Linked DNA regions of Homo sapiens: region 1 is linked to region 2. Evidence: chromatin loops called from intact Hi-C (ENCODE). Cell type or tissue: mammary epithelial cell. All regions are shown on one strand. Links, peaks and the distances in the headings refer to the core of each region. The heading gives the core; the rest is flanking DNA. Region 1 has its middle 180 kb from the start of LINC02533. Region 2 has its middle 42 kb from the start of CDYL-AS1.

Region 1 (2,816 bases), core at 287-2,786, 420 kb after region 2:
TGTAAAAACAGCAAAAACAAGTAAATAAATGCCAACCATATCCCAACAGCCATACATAATTATTATAAACATTTCGATGTATTTTTCGTCTTTCTTCTAAAAATACTTTTTTGTATAATTGGGAGTAATATTGTATTGTACATAACATTTTTGTATCCTAAGATTTTTTTCACTTAGTATTATAATTATGATCTTTCCTACCATCATTATTTTTCAAAAACATGATTGTAATAGCTATTTTTCCTTCTTTATAAGTGCTCCTTCAGTAGATATATTGTGACGAGTATAAAATATGTTTCTTATGTTCTCAAGATATAGCATTAGTTTTATGTTTAAATGCAATCATAGGAACTGGGCCTTTCTATTGCCTTCTTGTCTCTTTTGTGTAGATCTTTCAGTAGAAGCTCTCTTAAATGACCTTCGCTTAGCTGACTCTCCAGATTAACTGACTGACCTTCTGTTTACTCTATTTTTTCATGACCATGCTGAATCCCTATAGCCCAGTAGTCTACTGTGATACACTGATATACTTTTGCTCTTCCTGTTTTATTTGTATGCTTACCAAGAGTTGATTGGGTTTGTTCCCAACCTGTTTCTGCCACCTGTACATATTATAATGACTACACAATTTAATTATATACTTCAGCAATCCATAAAATCTCAGGATTAAAAGAGTGTAATTTCCATGAACATAAAGTAGAATCCTTCAGAAACAGTCTATAAAGAAAAGTCACTTATTTTTACTGAAAAATAATTGTTTATAAAAATCAATCATTTCTATATACTAGGAATTATAATTTGAAACTGAATGTTAAAAAAACAGCATTTATGATTGTTCACAGGATCTATATGCTGAAAACTATGAAACACAGATGAAAGAAATCAAAGAAATCAAAGATCTAGATAAAAGCAGAGATACACAATGTTCATTGATTGGAAAACTCAACATAGTAAGAATGAAAATTTTCCCCAAACACATTTATAAATTTACTGCAGTTCCAATAAAAAGTTCAGCCATATATGTACACATGCTGATTCTAAATTTCAGGTGAAAAGGAAAAGGAATTAGGATAGCTAAAACAATTTTTGAACAAAAAGAATAAAGTTGGATTAATAACACTACTAAAGTAATCAAGATAGTATAATAGGACTTTTGATTTCAAAATGGCAGAGTAAAAGCAAGCTGGTTTCACTCTCCCCACAAAAACCAAAAACAAATACACAGTACTGAGATTATTGCCAGCAATATCCCAGAACTCAAATATCAGAATGAGACAGTTCCCAGGGCAACAGAGCTGTGAAATCACTCGGGGCAGATAGTAAAAGGACTACCGTATCCATGACACCCTTCCCTCCAAGTCTGCCTGGCACAGCACCAAGCATGAGAAAAATTTCTCCCTGACTCACAGTTTCTACACTGGAAAAAGTGAGACTGAGGTGCACAACCAGCTTCTTTACCAACTTGGGCTCCCTACTACAACAGTCCCTGTCTCAACCCATGGGAAGCATCAGGAGTGCCTGAAAGGAGAAATAACCCTGATTACAGCCAGTGACAAAGGTGGGGGTATTACCATTCCCAGACCCTGAAGCTTTACTATGTAACTAGGCCAAAGGAAATGCCAAATTAGTGTGGCTGTGCAGCAGCACTACACTGTGGAAGGTTTGTTCCACAGGTCCCCTGGGCATAAACTCTTAGCCAGCCTTCCCACACTGCCAGGATGTCCCCTTTGAGATCTCTCCCATTTGGAATGGGCAGCACTCTGGTTGTTTACTACAACTGAGGCAACCCTGGGCTTAAGGCACCATCTAGTGCCAAAAAAGAGGCAACAACATCATTGGGGAAAAAAAAAGATAATCTACAATTAAATTACAAAGCATTTCTAGGAAAACTTATCCAATAAAACCCAAAACAATCCAGGCAGAGAAGACTGAAATAAATAATCCTTCAATGCAAAGATGTAAATGTACATCTACAAAAAACAACAGCAAATGGGGAACCATGACCTCCCCAAATGAACAAAACAATAAACCAGTAACTGACCCTAATGAAACTGCAATATGTATGCTCTCAGATCAAAAACTGAAAATAGCAGTTTTAAGAATACTCAGAAATCTCTAAGATAACACAGAAAAGCAATTGAGAAATTTATCAGAGAAATGTAACAAAAAGATTGAAATAATTAAAAAATCAAACAGAAATCATGGAACTGAGAAATACATTTGCTGAATTAAAAAATGCAACAGAGGCTCTCAACAGCAGAATGGTGATATCAAGCAGAGGAAAGAATCAGTTAAGTTGAAGATAGGCTTTTTGAAAATGCACAGAAAAGAAAAAAATGAAAAGAAACAAAGATCACCTAAAAGATATAAAAAATTACCTTAAAAAACAAAATCTAAGAATTACTGGTGATCAAAACAGAGTTGAGTAAGAATAAGGGATAGAAGGTTTATTCAAAGGCATAATAACAGAAAACTTTTAACACTTGAGGAAAAATAAATAACCAGGTACAGAAAGGTCAGAAAACACCAAGCAGATTCAACTCAAATGAGACTACCCCTGGAATAAAATGTTCTACCCCTAATCAAATGTTCAAGAATAAAAAATAAGTAGAGAATCTTAAAAGCAGCAAGAGAAAAGAAGCAAATAACATATAAAGGAGCTCCAATTGATCAGCCAACAGACCTTTCAATGGAAATCATACAGGCCAGGAGGGGGTAGAATGACATTTTCAAACTTCTGAAAGAAAAAAAAGACTGTCATCCAAGAATACTATATCCAACAGAGCTATCCTTCTAATATGAAGCAGAGAAGTCTT
Region 2 (2,816 bases), core at 304-2,803:
CTGTGCCCCGCTTTGCTCACTGCTCACGGAGATGCTGGGGTCTGAAGGCCCATCTGGTGCTGACACTAGCACAGAATAATGAGAAAGTTTCTGAGAGAGGTGGACCCATCCTCTTCCCCATCCCCATCTTCCCTCCATCCCCATCCCCCAACTTCCCATCCCTGTGCCCTCCCCTTCCTGAATTAGGAGTCTAACTGAACATAGAAACTGGTCTCTCCTTTTCATCTAGAGAATTCTGAATGCAAAAGTCTTGCTGCAGCAGCCCGTCCCAGCGGGATGAAGAGAAAGCAGACAGAGAGAGCAGCTACACTCTCCCCATCTGGAATGTGGAGTGGAAGGATGTGCTGTGGGCCAAGTGAATGCAGCAGACAGTGACTCAGGCCATCTGGCTGGTGACCCGCCCAAGGTGGCTGGCTGTCTGGTGGGGAGCCCCCTGCATCATGTGCCCCAGGCTGTGATGGGGAGAGCTGGCAGGAGCCTAGGAGTGGGACTCTGAGATGACCCAGTATGCATCAGACAACAGTGCCCTGGAGAGACCCTCAAAGGTCTCTTGAGCCCACACAAGGGGACCCTCCCAGAGAGAGAGTTTGACTGTCAGGACAGCTGCATGACTTACATAAAGGCACCTTTCCCCTAGTCCTTTCCCCTCCCTTCCCGACAACGCCAGAGGGGAAACAGCAGAGAGAGGGCTGGGCGTGGTGGCTCATGCCTGTAATCCCAGCACTTTGGGAGGCTGAGACGGATGGATCACCTGAGGCCAGGAATTCGAGACCAGCCTGGCCAACATGGTGAAACCCCATCTCTACTAAAAAATACAAAAATTAGCCATCACCTGTAATCCTAGCTACTTGGGTGGCTGAGGCAGGAGAATAGCTTGAACCCAGGAAGCAGAGGTTGCAGTGACACGAGATTGTGCCATTGCACTCCAACCTGGGTAACAGAGTGAGACTCTGTCTCAAGAAAAAAAAAAAAAAAGAAGAAGAAAAGAAAAGAAAAAGAAAAAGAAACTGCAGAGAGAGAGGAGAAGAGGAGTAAAATGCAGAAAGAGCAAACAGCCCACCTTCCAGAACAGGGACTGCAAGCCTGGCCTTAGGTGGACGGGAAAAGCCTTTAAACGAATATAAAATTAATCTTTGCCTTCACTTACTGAAATTTTCATACCTGAGATGGAGTCTTAATGACCAGAATGAAGTTTCTCTTAAAACTGAGTGACTAAAAGGCTGTCTGTTCAGCACAAGGAGTAAGGAAGGGGACAAAAGTTTGGAGATTTGGAGCCAGAGGTTGAAAAAAGTATTTCATGGTGTACACCAAACAATTTAGACTAGTCTTGTGTAATATTTATCCATTTGATCTCTGTCTTTTTAAAAACACATAACCACTCACTTTTTTCTTTTTTTTTTTTTTACTTTATCTGAGTCACATACATTTTTACGGTTTCATTTTTTTAAAAACATGTAACTTTTTAATCCAACTGGAATTGATTTTGCCATGCTGTGGCGGAACAGGGACATGGCTTTTACCCTGAGGTTAGGATTGCAATGTGTCCAGGAAAGCCCTGGATTGTCACTGCATGCCTACCTGGGGGGTTTCAGTGAAGAGTCACTGACATTCCTCTTGAAACTTGCAGGGCTCTGCTTGATCATCATCAGGCAGGCTACTGCTCAGGCCCTGGGGAAGGAGAGGAAAGCACAGCAGCTGAGTCACCGGGAGGGAGACACTCATGTGTATAGGGAATCTGTACCCAGAGCTGCGAGGGAACGTGCTTCCTGGCTCTGGGCCACACAGGCTGAACGGCAGTGGGAGGCTGACTGCCTTAGGTGGCTGAAGCAGAATGCTGAGGAATAGGATGGATTTGCTGACGTTTCTTGGAGGATCCGAAGTAGCTTTCACTGTTCCGCTCTCTCCCACTCTGCAGCGCCGCAGGGACTCCTCACCACCTCTGTTGTCCCTGTTCAGCCAAATACTCCATCTAATCCTCCTATCTCTGCCTGTCTTCCAGGCCGCTATCTTTTCTTTCATTTTCCTTTTCAAACTTGAATCTGTTTTCCTCCCTTTCATTTGCTTATCTATTGCTTTCTCCTTGTTTTTTCTTATTACCTTTTTTCCCCTCAAAATTGAAGGGATACTGAGAATTCCCCCCCAATCCCCCCCTCTTTTTTTTTAAAAAACAGGATCTCTCTCTGTTGCCCAGGCTGCAGTGCAGTGGTGCAACCAGAGCTCATTTGCTGCCTCAACCTCCCAGGCTCCAGCAAGCCTCCCACCTCAGCCTCCTGAGTAGCTATGACTGCAGGCATTCACCACTATGCCCAGTGAATTTTTTATTTTTTAATGTTTTTGTAGAGATGGGGTCTTGCTATGTTGCTCAGGCTGGTCTTGAATTTCTTGCCTCAAGTGATCCTCCAGCCTCTGCCTCCCAATGTGCTGGGATTACAGGCATAAGCCGCAGTGCCCAGACATTTCTTCCCATTAAATTAAATTAATTAATTAATTTAGAGACAGGGTCTGGCTCTGTTGCCCAGGCTGGGGTGCGGTGGCACAATCAGAGCTCACTACATTTGCAATCTCTGGGGCTCAAGCAATCCTCCCGCCTCAGCCTCCTGAGTAGCTGGAACTACAAGCATGCACCATCATGCTTAGCTAATTTTTGTACTTTTTGTAGAGACAGGATCTTGCTATGTTGCCCAGGCCAGTCCCAAACTCCTTGGCTCAAGTGATCCTCCTGTCTCAGCCTCCCAGAGTGCTGGGATTACAGGGATGGACCACCATGCCCAGTCATTTTTTCCTATTTTAAATCAACTCTACATATTACTTTTAAA

Evidence for each region. Peaks named below come from ENCODE experiments on the same cell type or tissue, not always from the same donor. Only the 100,000 strongest peaks of a DNase experiment are listed, where the experiment ranks them.
Region 1: it touches region 2 in a loop (8-fold over the local background); 3 of 110 quality-filtered maps call a loop at or near these places.

What each region holds. Positions count from the first base shown.
Region 1 is chr6:4,312,111-4,314,926 of GRCh38, reverse strand. No RefSeq gene overlaps it. Among named protein-coding and RNA genes, the nearest start is that of LINC02533, 180 kb to the left of the region's middle. In mammary epithelial cell, for the core only: a CTCF peak has its summit at 1,818 (motif pointing left); DNase peaks (open chromatin) are centred at 1,366 and 1,736; H3K4me3 peaks cover 147 bases; H3K27ac peaks cover 1,824 bases.
Region 2 is chr6:4,732,011-4,734,826 of GRCh38, reverse strand. It overlaps a transcript of CDYL not described here. Among named protein-coding and RNA genes, the nearest start is that of CDYL-AS1, 42 kb to the left of the region's middle. RefSeq lists enhancers at 1,031-1,920, 1,921-2,811. In mammary epithelial cell, for the core only: no CTCF peak of the experiment used is centred there; DNase peaks (open chromatin) are centred at 366 and 1,686; H3K4me3 peaks cover 258 bases; H3K27ac peaks cover 1,028 bases.